2 separate regions of the Homo sapiens genome follow, and region 2 is linked to region 1. Evidence: read pairs that join two places in POLR2A ChIA-PET (ENCODE). Cell type or tissue: MCF 10A. All regions are shown on one strand.

Region 1 (8,000 bases):
TGAAAGGGGCATTGTCATTAAGCTTCAGAAGGAGCTACTTTTCTAGGAGTCAATTTATAGATTATCAAAGCTTCCAAAATGTTTCTACTCTTTAGCCCAGTGATCCCACTTAATTTCTTTAATTTCCCTTAAAAAAATAATTTTAAAAATAAGCTGAAAGAAAAAAAAAAAGGCTGGGCACAGTGACTCACACCTGTAATCCTAGCACTTTGGGAGGCCCAAGTGGCAGAATCGATTGAGGCCAGAAGTTATGACCAGCCTGAGCAACATAGGGAGACCCCGTCTCTATTTTTTTAAAAAAGAAAGTAAATTAATTTAAACATTAAAAATAAGATTTATGCAGAATGGGGTTTTTTTTAATAAAAGTGCAACTTATCTTTAATAATGGAAGTTATTTACAATAGTGAAAGGTATAAGTATTTAGAGGCTACAGTGAGTTACCCTCCAAGATCTTGGGAATGAAGAAATTGTACTTCCCACTGAGAGTTAAACGGCAAAATCAACCTAAGATGGTTTAGAGTCCAAGGATGCAAAATCAGTGGAAAGAGAGAGAAAAGATATTAGGCTCACTGGCCTTGGTTGAGGACATTCACTTCCAAAATAAATATTATGTCAGTCGGAAGAGGTTTTAAACACAGGCACCCAGAAACCAGAGAGTGCCATGGGCAGGGCCCATGCTCATTTGCAACACAGCCGGCACTTGTCCTATGTTCTGACCTATGGCAAGGCCATCCCCAAAATGAGAAGGTGGCACTAGACCATCCCAAAATTGGGCCCCGATAGGCATCCCACTCCGCTTTTCCTGGTACAAAGCTCACAAAAAGACCATTTGTGTCCTCAGCATTTGACTACATGGAAACATAGCATTCCAGTGTCTTCCTCCTGGTAAACTAAAAGGCAGTTTTTGATTACAATAGTCTTCCAACATAGGTGGAAAGGATATCATTTATGCCAGTGTTACCACGAATAGTCCCTGTGTGACAGTTATATGTCTCATTCAGATTTACAAAGTGACATCGTGATATATTCTTCAGGCCCCTGTGCAATGAGGTTAGCACAAATCAGCCTTTCAGAACTTAGTCACTCCTGGGGACTACAGGAACCAGTTCCAGCGGGTCTGTACACACCAGTTCCACATGCAGGAGTCTTATTACTGATTTCTACAAGGAGAAAGAAATCTCAAACAACCAAATGTTCAACATTAGAGGAAATCTTATACATCATGCTACCTCTATCCCATGTAATATTATGCAATTGTCAAAGTTTTTGTTTTTTAAGATAATTTAATTATTTGGAGAAATAGTTATAATACAATGTGTTTAAAATTATGATTCACACTCTAGAAACCAATTTGGCAGTTTCTTACAAGATTAAGCATGCAAATACCATACAACCCAGTAATGACACTCAGGTATTTGTCCCAGAGAAAGGAAAACATAGATTTTTACATAAAAACCTGTACACAAAGCTTTATTCATAATAGCCAAAACTGGAAACAACCCAGATGTCCTTCAACAGCATGATTCCATGTATAGAACATTTTTGAAAAGCCAAAATGTAGACATGGAAAACAGATTAGTGAAGGCCATGAAGACGGATGGGCACGTGGGAGGAGGGTGAGGAAGGAAGGGTTGTGATTTTTAAAAGGGCAACACAAAGGATCCTTGTGGCAATGGAATTGTTCTGCATCTTGACTGTGGTTATAGACGCACAAGCCTAACATGATAAATTGTATAGAAGTAAATACACACACACGTACAAGTAAAATAGGGAATTTTGAATAAGATCAGTAAATGTCAGTATCCTGGTTATGATATTGTACAAGATGTTACTATTGGAGAAAACTGAATAAAGGGTACAACGGGATCTCTCTGAATTATTTCTTTCTTTTTTTCCTTTTATTTTTAGTTGGCATGTAATAATTGTACATATTTATGGGATACAGAGTGATATTTCTTTTCTTTTTTCTTTTTTTTGAGACAGACTTTTTTTGAGACAGACTTTTTTTTTGAGAGACAGACTTTTTCTTTTTGAGACAGACTTTTCTTTTTTTTTTTTTTTTTTTTTTTTTTTTGTTTGAGACTGGGAAACAGTCTCACTCTGTTTCCCAGACTGAAGTGCAATGGTGCAATCTTGGCTCATTGCAACCTCTGCCTCCCGGGTTCAAGTGATTCTTCTGCCTCAGCCTCCCGAGTAGCTGGGATTACAGGCATGAGCCACCACGCCCAGCTAATTTTTGTATTTTTAGTAGAGACAGGGTTTCACCATGTTGGCCAGGCTGGTCTCCAACTCCTGGCCTCAAGAGATCCACCCACCTCAGCCTCCCAAAGTGCTGGGATTACAGGCATGAGCCACCGTGCCTGGCCCAGAGTGATATTTCAATACACATATACAATGTGTAATCATCAAATCAGAGTAATTAGCATATCCATCACCTCAAACATTTATCATTTCTTCATATTGTGAACGTTCAAAATCCTTTCTTTCTCTATATTATTTCTTATAACTGCTTATTAATCTATAGTTAATTAATCTATAGTTATATCAGAATAATAAGTTTAATTTTTAAAAGTTGATACAAAACTGTAGGTGCAATACCATTGCTTTGCATATTCTTGATCATATGTACACACAAAAAATCTTAACAATTATTAGCTCTAGGTAGTAGAGGTGTTGGATTTTATAAGTGATTTCTGAGTTTAGGCTTTTTAATATTTTTTAAATTCCTTACCATGAACATATATTCATTTTATAATTTATAAATATAATGAATGTAATCTTTAATCACAGCACGATCATTTGTAATAACAACCATATCTTCGTGATAACTCATACAAAGCTTTTTATCAGCTAGTACCCCCAAAACTTTTCGGCATAAATTGCTGCAAAACTAAGAATTTCCAATCCTGTACTTCTACAATTAAATTTTTGGAACCAAATATAGGACCTCACAGCTGAACTCTGATTGCCAAACCATGTCATTTCTCTGGCTCCCAGCAATCATGTGCAATTTAAAGACTTTGGGCCAGAAGGACCCTGAGCTTCTTTCACCCTTATAGTCCTGGGCGTCATGCTACTACCAAGAACCTTCTGGGAACTTTGGTCTGTCTACTTAGAGATAATGAATTCTAAAGAGAGAAAATGAACCACTTTCTCTCAGGTCTCAGACTATGATCATATCTCCTTGAGAAGCAGCTCAAATTATTGTGAGAACCTGCCACTTGCCTACCCCACCACCTTCCACCTCAGCAAAGTCCCCATTAGCTCAGGGTATCAAACCACTCATAATACTGCTAGATGGTCAGTGGTAGGAATTTGCAGATTTATGGGCCTATAAAATCATTCACTTTCACTGCTGGAATGATGCAAGTCTCCTAGGTTAATAAGTAACATGGCCTTCACAAACATCAACTGGAGCACAGCGTGGGAGAATTCCAACTCTGTTGCCACATTTCCTAAAATCCAAAACCATTTCTGCTTCTGCAATACCTGTGCTTCTCTGTCATGGTGCATGCTGGTATGAATTCTCCCTCTTCCGACACATCATTGTCGTCCTCCTCAGGGCTTCTCTTCATATCACTTTCTACTGTCTGTGAGGGGTCACCCAGCACTTCTCTTAGGGAAACCTTCTATGTCTCCTTGTATCAGGATCTGAGTCAATGACCACATCTGGTGGATTCCACTTTCCTGTGCAGATGGCATATAAGCTAGCTGTCCATCCTCAAAATTCCCAGTATCCACCCCAGATTGATGTGTGCTTGCGAGACACACACATCAACAGTTGCCTTTTTGCTAGCCCAACAGGGTAAAGAAGGGCTCCCTTTTGAGCCTTATCTGTGGGTCCCTTCCTTTGGCTGGCTTTGCCAGTACAGCAGAAATGCTTCCCTAAGATGGGCCTCTTCAACAAAGAACCCAAAGTCAAGTTTACCTGGTCTCTGTACTGGTTCACATACTTAGTTGCCAGTCCACACCAAGGTCCACTGAGCTTACGCAGACATTTTTGTATCTATTTTACACCATATGTCTGTTGGATATAATAATAAAATATTTGGACATATTTTGTGCATCACTTTTTACTCTGTTTTTCTGGTAATTCATTTTTGTTGCATTTTATGAAAGTTTCAGTCAATACATATTAGAAATAAAAAAGAATTTTTGAAAACTTGGTCCTTCAACACAAAAATTTGGGAATTGCCGGTCTGGGAGACTTGGAGGGAATTAACCTACAGCACACACTTTGACAAACATTACTGTCCAGGGTCATATCATCATACCGCATCCCTGGCTCAAAAAGTCAACCTCTGTCTTGAAACCCACTCTAGACCATTGGCTTTCCCTCTGGCAGCACATGAAAATCACTAGAAAGCTTTTATTTTGTCTTTTCTTATTTTGTTTTTATGGTTGCTGGGTTTTTTTAAACAGGGTCTCTCTTTGCCAAGGCTAGAGTGCAGTGGTACAAACACAGCCCACTGCAGCCTTAACCTCCTGGCTCAAGCGACCCACAGTCTCAGTCTCCCAAGTAGCTGAGACCACAAGTGCGTGCCACTAAGCCCAGCTATTTTTTTATTTTTTGTGGAGACAGGGTCTCACCATGCTGCCCATGCTGGTCTTGAACTCCTGGGCTCAATCAATCCTTCCACCTCGCCTCCCAAAGTGCTGGGATTGCAGGCATGTGCCATGGCGCCTGGCGAAGGGAGCTTTTAAAATACAGTTATAGAGGCCATACTCTGAATCAATTAAATCAGAATCTCCCAGGGTGGGTATTTTTTAAAAGCTCCCCAAGTAGTTCAAAGGTACAGCCAGGATTAACAGTCCAAACCTTCTCAATTCATCATCTTGGACCACTTGCCTGGCCTTCTGTTGTTTTGTTTTTGTTTGAGGAAATATCTGAGTCAATATCTCTCCTTCCAATAATACTTTAAATTCAAAATTAAAGCAACAAATGAGGACGGGAAAGCACTTCTAGCATAGCAAAGACCTCCATTAAAATGATAAGAACACTGTCAAAAATGCTCAAAATCAACTTCTGCAAAACTCCCAAAATTAATCAAAGGCATGCAACAATCTGAGGACTATTTATTCAAGAAAACAGCTGCATCTTGGTAAGAATGGCATATTTTTGTCATTTTAATGTACCCTATTCCCATCTCCCTCTCTGTAGCTCTGCAATAGCCTTGAAAACCAAGAACCTGACAGTAACAGTAGCTATGAAAAACAGCATCCAAGAATTCCCAGAAGGAAATAAAATGGGATTGGAATTCCCAAAAGCCTCATCTCCAGAGAATTATCACTATTTGATCTTTGTGGCAGCTCCTTTAAAAGCTCCATTCTCAGGGCTCATCTTTATTTGGCCTAAGGTTGGCCTGTATAGAACAGCCTATGGCTAGGGAATTTGTCAGAGATAATCATTAGCAATTGTTTAACATCACAGCTGCCTGAGGCAGTGCTATCAGTTGAGGTTTACAAGAGACTGGCTAAAAAAACTTAACCAGAAAAAAAAAAGTGAAATTAGATCTCCACAGGGGACATCTGGACATTCATAAATCTCCAACATATTCCTAAAATCCAAAACCATTTCTGCCTTCTGCAATACCTGTGCTTCATACATGTGTGCATGCCCAGAAAAGAACTAAGAAGGCCCTTTTCTCCTACCTGTGGCTGACTTTAACCCTCTGTGCAAGTGGCAAGTGAAGACTGAGGCAGAATTATAAAGTGAAAGAGTGTTGAAGTCATGCCCTACACAAGTGGTTGCCTTGGCAAAGGCTGGGAGGCTTATTGGTTCAACGTATTTAGGGACATCTCTGTCCAATCACTAGATGACCACTGAGTTAACCAAGCTTAGGTGTCTGTGGCTACATATGACAAAGACTAAAGATTTTACAAAGTTAGTCCAGGGAAGTCACTGGAATAACAGTAAGTGTATTAGTCTGTTCTCACGCTGCTAATAAAGACATAACAGAGACTGGGTAATTAATAAAGGAAAGAAGTTTAATTGACTCACAGTTCCACATGGCTGGAGAGGCCTCACAATCATGGCTGAAGGCAAATGAGGAGCAAAGTCACATCTTACATAGCAGCAGACAAGAGAGTTGTGAAGGGTAACTCCCCTTTATAAAACCATCAGATCTCATGAGACTTATTCATTATCACAATAACAGCATGGGAAAGACCCGACCCCATGATTCAATTACCTCCCACAAGGTCCCTCCCATGACACATGGGAATTATTGGAGCTACAATTAAAGATGACATTTGGGTGGGGTCCCAGCCAAACCATATCAGTAAGCAAACAAAAAGCAACAATAAACCCCAAGGAGGGGCAGAATCTGATTTTCAGAGGTATCACATTATATTATATAAAATATCCATTCTTGGCCAGGTGCAGTGGCTCATGCCTGTAATCCCAGTGCTTTGGGAGGCCGAGGCGGGTGGATCATTTGGAGTCAGGAGTTTGAGACCAGCCTGGCCAACATGGTGAAACCCTGTCTCTAGGAAAATACAAAAATTAGCTGGGTGTGGTGGCATATGCCTGTAATCTCAGCTACTGGGATGGCTGAGGCAGGAGAATCACTTGAACCCATGAGGTGGAGGTTGCAGTGAGCTGAGATTGCACCATTGCGCTCCAGCCTGGGTGACGAAGCGAGACTCTATCTCAAAAAACAAATCCATTTTTAACAACAAAAAAATTATCACAAAGAGAAGGGAAATATGGTCTGTATGCAGGAAAACAAACTGTCCATAGAAACAGTGTTTGAAGAAGCACAGGTGTTGGGCTTAACACACAAGGACTTTAAATTAGCTATTATGTTCAAAGGACTAAAGGAAGCATATCTAAAGAATTAAAAGAAAGTACAATAACAATGGCTTATCAAATAGAGAATATCAACAAAGAGATAGAAATATTCTTTTTTAAAAAAATCAAATGGGAAATCTGTAGTTGAAAAATACAATAACTGAAGTGAAACATTTCATCAGAGAGATGAAACAGCAGATTAGAACTGGCAGGAGAAAGAGTCAGTGAACTTGAAGATACGTCAACTAAGAATATGCAGTTTGAAGGAAATAAAGACAAAATAATTAAAAAGAGGGTATAGAGCCTCAGAGACTTGTGAGACATCACCAAGCATAGCAACATGTGCATAATGGTAATACCAAAAGGAAAGTTAAAGGCTATCAACTAAGAATTCTACATCCAGCCAAACTCTTTTCCAAAACAAAGGAAAGAATGCAACAGGAAGTATATATGAAGAAATAATGGCCATAAACTTCTCAAATTTGATGAAAAACATTAGTCTGAACACAAAAGAATTCAACAAACTCCAAATAGATTAACTCAAAAAGATCTAGACCTAAAAACAGCATAATTAAATGTTGAAAGCCAAAGATGAAGTGAAAATCTTAAAAGCAGCAAGAGAAAAGAACTTATCATATAGAACGGAGCCTCAGTAAGATTAACAATGAACTTATCAGCAGAAATAATGGAGTTTAGAAGGCAGTGAGATGACATAGTCAAAGGACTGAAACGTAAAGGCTGTGAACTAACGATTCTATATCCGGCAAAACTATACTTCCAAGATAAAGGAAAAAGATACTTCCATCTAAACAAAAATTGAGAGGATTTGTTGCTGGCAGACCTGCCCTATAGGAAATACCAAAGAGATTCCTTTAAACTGAAAAGAAAGGGCACTAGACAATCATTTGAATTCACACAAAGAAATAAGCGCTAGTAAAGGTAATTACATAGGTAAATACAAAAGACAGTAAAAATGTGGTTTGTAACTCTTTTCTTCATATTGAAATCAGCTTATTGCATAAACCAATAATTATAGACATATGTAATGGGCTCATAATGTATAAATATGTAATTTTTATGACACTAGTAGCAAAAAGAGGTGGGAAAGAACAGACCTATATTGGAACAAAGTTTTTGCATACTATTTAAACTAAGTTAATATTATTGCAAAGTAGAGTGTTTTAAGTTAAGATGTTAATTGTAATCC
Region 2 (8,000 bases), 620 kb before region 1:
ACCAATGTGAATTACTTAAAACCCTTCACCAGACCTTTCACTTAGGCATTGATAGCACCCATCAGATGGCCATATCATTATTTACTGGACCAGGCCTTTTCAAAACTATCAAGCAGATAGTCAGGGCCTGTGAAATGTGCCAAAGAAACAATCCCCTGCCTTATCGCCAAGCTCCTTCAGGAGAACAAAGAACAGGCCATTACCCAGGAGAAGACTGGCAACTAAGTTTTACCCACATGCCCAAATCTCAGAGATTTCAGTATCTACTAGTCTGGGTAGATTCTTTCACTGGTTGGGCGGACGCCTTCCCTTGTAGGACAGAAAAGTCCCAAGAGGTAATAAAGGCACTAATTCATGAAATAATTCCTAGATTTGGACTTCCCCGAGGCTTACAGAGTGACAATGGCCCTGCTTTCAAGGCTGCAGTAACCCAGGGACTATCCCAGGTGTTAGGCATACAATATCACTTACACTGCCCCTGGAGGCCACAATCCTCAGGAAAAGTCAAGAAAATGAACGAAACACTCAAACAACATCTAAAAAAGCTAACCCAAGAAACCCACCTTGCATGGCCTGCTCTGTTGCCTATAGCCTTACTAAGAATCCTAAACTCTCCCCAAAAAGTGGGACTTAGCCATATGAGATGCTGTATGGACCTTCCTAACCAATAACTTGTGCTCGACTGAGAGATGGCCAACTTAGTTGCAGGCATCACCTCCTTAGACAAATATCAACAAGTTCTTAAAACATTACAAGGAGCCTGTCCCTGAGAGGAGGGAAAGGAACTATTCTACCCTGGTGACATGGTATTAGTCAAGTCCCTTCCTGCTAATTCCCTGTCCCTAGACACATCCTGGGAAGGACACTACCCTTCATTTTATGTACCTCAACCATGGTTAAAGTGGCTGGAGTGGAGTCTTGGATACATCACACTTGAGTCAAACTCTGGATACTGTCAAAAGAACCCGAAAATCCAGGAGACAACACTAGCTATTCCTGTGAACCTCTAGAGGATCTGTGCCTGCTCTTCAAGTGACAACTGTGAGGAAAGTAACTGAATCATAGATCCCCATGGCCCTCCCTTTTCATATTTTTCTCTTTACTGTTCTCTTATCCCCTTTTACTCTCACTGCACCTCCTCCATGCCACTGTACTACCAGTAGCTCCCCTCACCAAGAGCTTCTGCGGAGAATGTGGCTTCCTGGAAATATCAATGCCCCATAGTATAGGAGTTTTTCTAAAGGAAACCCCACTTTCACGGCCGACACCCATATGCCCCTGCACTTCAGGCCTACATTTCAATCCCTGTACCTTTAACCTCCTTGTTAAGTTTGTCTCTTCCAGAATCAAAGCTGTAAAACTACAAATGGTTCTTCAAATGGAGCACCAGATGCAGTGCATGACTAAGATCTACCGTGGACCCCTGGACTGGCCAGCTAGCCCATGCTCCGATGTTAATGACATTGAAGGCACCCCTCCCGAGGAAATCTCAACTGCACAACCCCTGCTACACCCCAATTCAGCAGGAAGCAGTTAGAGCGGTCGTCAGCCAACCTCCCCAACAGCACTTGGGTTTTCCTGTTGAGAGTGGGGACTGAGAGACAGGACTAGCTGGATTTTCTAGGCCGACTAAGAATTCCTAAGCCTAGCTGGGGAAGGTGATTGCACCCACCTTTAAACACTGGGCTTGTAACTCAGCTCACACCCAACAAATCAGGTAGTAAAAAGGGCTCACTAAAATACAAATTAGGCTAAAAGCAGGAGATAAAGAAATAGTCAAATCATATATCACCTGAGACCACAGTGGGAGGGACAATGATCGGGGTATAAACCCAGGCATTCGAGCAGGGAGTGGCAACCCGCTTTGGGTCCCCTCCCATTGTATGGGAGCTCTGTTTTCACTCTATTAAATCTTGCAACTGCACACTCTTCTGGTCCATGTTTGTTCTGGCTCAAGCTGAGCTTTTGCTCACTGTCCACCACTGCTGAATGCCACTGTCGCAGACCCTCCATTGACTTCCACCTCTCTGGGTCCAGCAGGGGGTCTGCTGCATTTCTGATCCAGTGAGGCACCCATTGCCGCTCCCATTCGGGCTAGAGGCTTGCCATTGTTCCTGTGTGGCTAAGTGTCTGGGTTCATCCTAATCAAGCCTAATACTAGTCACTGGGTTCCATGGTTCTCTTCCATGACCCACGGCTTCTAATAGAGCTATAACACTCACCACATGGCCCAAAGTTCCATTCCTTGGAATCTGTGAGACCAAGAACCCCAGGTCAGAGAACAAAAGGCTTGCTGCCATCTTGAGAGTGGCTGCCACCATCTTGGGAGCTCTAGGAACAAAGACCCACCCCATAACACTAGTGTGGCTGTAGCAAATTACCACAATCTTAAAACACCAGAAATTTATTCCTGCATAATTCTGGAGGCCAGTAATCCAAAATTTACGTGTCATCAGGGCTATACTCCCTCCGAAGTGTCCAGGAAAGAATCCTTCTTGCCTCTTCCTAGCATCTGGTGGTTGCTGGCAATTCTTGGGGTTCCTTGGCTTGTAGCTGCCTCCCTCTGATTTCTGCCTCTGCCTTCACATGACCTTCTTATGAGGACACAAGTCATTGGATTTATGATCCACCTTAATTCAGAATGCCCTCATCTTAATTTAACTAACTCCATCTTCAAAGACTCTATATTCAAATAAGGTCACAATCTGAGGTTCTGAGTGGACATGGACTTTGGGGGGACATGATTCCACCCAATATAGGGTCTGACACATTGTCCTGCTTGTAGTTGAATGCTCAATATTTATGAGTATATACTTAGGGACTTTTGTCTATTTGTTTGTTTGTTGAGACAAAATCTCATTCTATTGCCCAGGCTGGAGTGCAGTGGCATGATCTCGGCTCACTGCAACCTCAGCCTTCTGAGTTTAAGCCATTCTCCTGCCTCAGCCTCCTGAGTAGCTGTGATTACAGGTGTGTGCCACCATGCCCGGCTAATTTTTGTATTTTTAGTAGAGATTGGGTTTTGTCATGTTGGCCAGGCTGGTGCTTGTGCCCCAGGGCTTGTGGCACTTGTGCCCCACTCCCGACCTCCAGTGATCTGCCCACCTTAGCCTACCAAAATGCTGGGCTTATAGGCGTGAGCCACTGTACTCAGCCAACATTTTTTATCAGAACTTACTTTCTCATTCATTCATTACCTAAGTAGCTAAAACAGCATCTCTTGATATAATCTGATTCATATTTAGCCACTGCTCTTCTCAGTAGCCTGTTTGTTTCTGTACATATTCATTCTCCAGTCTCCCTGGATTCTCATTGTTTTATCCAAAGCAAAGCATTCTCAGTTGTGTCTGAGAGTGTTGGCAGCTTCCCCAGCACCATGACTTTGCATTTGTGCTCTCTGACATGGAAATTTGGACTCAAGCAGTTTAGTCCCACAATTGACATTTACTGACCTTGTGGAAGAAACAAATTGCCTGATCTGACTGGAGGGATTAACTGGGCCTTTATCTATCTGGCCTAAGGGCATTTTGCTCGTTAAAGCCAGGCTGAGTGGAGGCCGTGATAGTGATAGCCAGCCATTCTCTATCACAAAGAAAATGTAGGCAGAGTTCTAAGACAACCTCCAATGACCCTTGCGTAATCTTGCTCTATGTAACCTCCTTCCTTGAAGAATAGGTGGAACCTGTGATGAACATGATCACACTGGTGTGATTATTACGTTGTATGGTAAAATAAATTTTTTTAAATGTAATTAATGTTTCAGATCAATTGATGTTAAGACGGGGAGATCATTGGGGTGGGCCTGACTTAATCACATGAGCCCTTCATTATGTTACCTCTGTTTATTGGACACCCCATATTCTGAAAATGACATCAAAGAAATGAAAAGATAGGAGAAACCATAGTTTATTTTCCTTTCAGTACATCCTTACCAACCAGTAAGCCAAAAATAAAGTATATTAGTAGACTGTGTGCACATCAGGAAATGAAATAAAAACATTTGGGCCAGACACAATGGCTCATGCCTGTAATCCCAGCACTTTGGGAGGCCAAGGTGGGTGGATAACCTGAGGTCAGGAGTTCAAGACCAGCCTGACCAACATAGAGAAACCCCGTCTCTACTAAAAATACAAAATGAGCCGGGTGCGGTGGCACATGCCTGTAATAAAATCTACTTGGGAGGCTGAGGCAGGAGAATCACTTGAACCCGGAAGGCAGAGGTCGTGGTGAGTGGAGATCATGCCACTGCACTCCAGCCAGGGCAACAGAGTGAGATGCCATCTCAAAGAACAAACAAACAAACAAACCAAAAAACAACAACAACAACAAAAAACAAACAAAAAAATTTGAATTAGTTTTGTACAGTGTTTCCACTCTTCTAAGAACAACATATATACACATATATGAGCTCCAAAATATGAGTTGTATAAAGTTGGTGACTCTGTAAAAACTGGTATTGCACAATATAAAGACAAACAGTATAACTCATGCTAAAAACTTAAAAACTTAACATTTTAATTTTTCTATACTTAAAATGCATTAAATAACAAACAAAAAAAGCCACTAAGACAACTTGAGAAAGAAACTGTGGGAAAAGGGAAAAAGATTTATATTTTAGCACTTTTTTCTCCAGTGAAAAATGATATGATTTGATCCAGTAAAATGTTTTAAAAACTGTAATATACGATAATACAAGCAACCCTTGTGTATTAGTCTGTTCTCACTTCGCTATGAAGATACTTCCTGAGACTGGGTAATTTATAAAAGAAAGAGGTTTAATTGACTCAGTTCTGCATGGTTGGGGAGGCCTCAGGAAACTTACAATCATGGCGGAAGGTAAAGGGGAAGCAGGCACCTTTTTCACAAGACAGCAGGAGAGCAAAACAGCACCGGGGAAACTTGCCACTTTTAAACCATCAGATTTTCAAGAACTTCCTGACTAGCATGAGAACAGCATGGGGGAAACCGCCTCCATGATCCAGTCACCTCCAACCAGGTCCCTCCCTCGACACATGGGGATTACAGTTAGAGATGAGATTTGGGTGGGGACACAGAGCCAAACTGTATCACCTTGCTAATACATTTTCCCCCATGTCTCAGTTGAACTCAGGTGAAAGTTCAAGATTTTTAGGTACTGTTATTGAAAGTAAATTTTTTTCTAAGTACCAAATATAAACTTCACTGTAGAATATATAGGAAAACAGAAAAGCTCAAAAAAAGAAATTAAAATAATCAGTAATCCCAGCACTCAAAAATCACCATTTTTAATATATTGGTATGTTTCCTTCATTCTCGGTCTATCCTGAGATATGCCTTCTTTACACGAATGCTATATTTTGTAATGTGCCTTTTTTTTTTTTTTGAGATAGATTCTCACTCTGTTGCCCAGGCTGGAATGCAGTGGCGTGATCTCAGCTCACTGCAACCTCTGCCCCCCGGGTTCAAGTGATTCTACTGCCTCAGCCTCCTGAGTAGCCGGGACTATAGATACATGCCACCATGCCCAGCTATTGTATGTTTTCTTTTGAAAAGTGTCTGTTCATGTCCTTTGCCTACTTTTTAACAGAGTTATTTGCTTTTTCCTTCTACATTTGTTTAAGTTCCTTATAGATGCTGGATATTAGACATTTATCAGACCCATAGGTTGCAAATACTTTCTCCCATTCTTTTTTTGTGACTGTGTGGTTGGGGGACAGAATCTCGCTCTGTCGCCCAGGCTGAACTGCAGTGGCACAATCTCAGCTCACTGCAATCTCTGCCTCCCAGGTTCAAGCGATTCTCCTGCCTCAGCCTACTGAGTAGCTGAGATTACAGGCATGCGCCACCATGCCCAGTTAATTTTTTGTATTTTTAGTGGATACAGGGTTTTGCCATGTTGGCCAGGCTGGTCTCAAACTCCTGGCCTCAAGTGATCCGCTTGCCTCAGCCTCCCAAAGTGTTGGGATTACAGGTGACAGCCACCGCGACTGACCCATTTCGTAGGTTGTCTATTTACACTGTTGGTAGTTTCTTTTGCTGTGCGGAAGCTCTTTAGTTTAATTAGATCCTATTTGTCAATGTTTGCTCTTGTTGCAATTGCTTTTGTCGTCTTTGTCATGAAATCTTTGCCCATTCCTATGTCTAGAATCATATTGCCATGGTCATCTTCCAGGGTTTTTATAGTTTTGCCTTTTAAGTTTTTTGTTTTTTTTTTTTTTGAGACTGAGTCTCGCTCTGTTGCCCAGGCTGGAGTGCAGTGGCGTGATCTTGGCTCACTGCAACCTCCGCTTCCCAGGCTCAAGCAATTCTCCTGCCTCAGCCTCCTAAGTAGCTGGGACTACAGGTGCACACCACCACATCTGGCTAATTTTTTGTATTTTGGTAGAGACGGGGTTTCACTGTGTTGCCCAGGCTGGTCTCAAACTCTTGGGCTCAGGCAATCCACCTGCCTCAGCCTCCCAAAGTGCTAGGATTACCAGGCATGAGCCACCACTCCTGGCCACATTTAAGTCTTTAATCCATCTTAAATTGATTTTTGTACATAGTGTAAAGAAGGGGTCAAATTTCAGTCTGCTGTATTTGGCTAGCCAGTTATCCCAGCACCCTTTATTGAATAGGGATTCCTTTCCCCATTCTTTGTTTTTGTCATCTTTTTCAAAGATCAGTTAGTTGTACGTGTGCAGACTTATTTCTGGGCTCTCTATTCTGTTCCATTGGTCTATGTGTTTGTTTTTGTACCAGTACTATGCTGTTTTGGTTACTGTAGCCCTGTGGTATAGTTTGAAGTTGGGTAGCATGATGCCTCCAGCTTTGTTCTTTTTGTTTAGGATTGTCTTGGTTATTCAGGCTCTTTTTTGATTCCAGATGAATTTTAAAATAGTTTTTTCTAGTTCTATGAAGAATGTCATTGTTAGTTTGATAGGAGTAGCATTGAATCTATACATTGCTTTGGGCGGTATGGCCATTTTAATGAAATTGATTCCTCCTATCCATGAGCATGGAATGTTTTTCCATTTGTTTATGTCATTTCTGATTTCTCTGCGCAGTGTTTTGTAGTTTTTTTTGTAGAGAACTTTTGCTTCCTTGGTTAGCTGTATTTCTAGGTATTTTATTCTTTTTGTGGCAATTGTGAATGGGATTGCTTTCCTGATTTGGCTGTCAGCTTGACTGTTGATTTTGTATCCAGAAACTTTGCTAAAGTTTTTTTTTTAATCAGCTTAAGCAGCTTTTGGGCCGAGACTATGGGGTTTTCTAAGTATAGGATCACGTTATATGCAAATAAGGATGGTTGGACTTCCTCTCTTCCTATTTAGGTGCCCTTTATTTCTTTCTCTTGCCTGATAGCTCTGGCCAGTACTTCCAATACTATACTGTATAGGAGTGGTGACAGAGGGCATCCTTGTTTTGTGCTGGTTTTCAAGGGGAATGTTTCTAGCTTTTGCCCATTCAGTATGATGTTGGCTGTGTGTTTATCATAGATGGTTCTTATTATTTTAAGGTATGTTCTTTCAATACCTAGTTTATTGAGAGTTTTTAATATAAAGGAGTTGATTCCATGTCTCTACTATTGTGAACAGTCCTGCAATAAATATACGTGTGCATGTGTCTTTATGACAGAACAATTTATATTCCTTTGGGTATGAATTTGGGTTGAATTTTATTGAAAGCCTTTTCTGCATCTATTGAGATAATCAAGTGGTTTTATCCTTAGTTCTGTTTATGTGATGAATCACATTTATTGATTTGTGTATGTTGAACCAACTTACATTTCAAGGATAAAGCCTACTTGCTCCTTGTGGATAAGCTTTTTGATGTGTTGCTGGGTTTGGTTTGCCAGTATTTTGTTCAAGATTTTTGCATCAATGTTCACCAAGGATATTGGCCTCATGTTTTCTTTTTTCATTGTCTCTGCCAGGTTTTGGTATCAGGATGATGCTGGCCTCATAGAATGAGTTAGGGAAGAGTCCTTCCTCCTCATTTTTTTGGAAAAGTTTCAGTAGGAAACTTTTGGAGCTCGTTAT

What was found. Peaks named below come from ENCODE experiments on the same cell type or tissue, not always from the same donor. Only the 100,000 strongest peaks of a DNase experiment are listed, where the experiment ranks them.
Region 2: POLR2A ChIA-PET joins it to region 1 with 5 read pairs; 2 of 35 experiments call an interaction of 5 or more read pairs at or near these places.

What each region holds. Positions count from the first base shown.
Region 1 is chr7:135,214,786-135,222,785 of GRCh38, forward strand. No RefSeq gene overlaps it. Among named protein-coding and RNA genes, the nearest start is that of WDR91, 7.3 kb to the left of the region's middle. In MCF 10A, no CTCF peak of the experiment used is centred here; no DNase peak of the experiment used is centred here.
Region 2 is chr7:134,590,658-134,598,657 of GRCh38, forward strand. No RefSeq gene overlaps it. Among named protein-coding and RNA genes, the nearest start is that of AKR1B15, 46 kb to the left of the region's middle. In MCF 10A, no CTCF peak of the experiment used is centred here; a DNase peak (open chromatin) is centred at 3,384.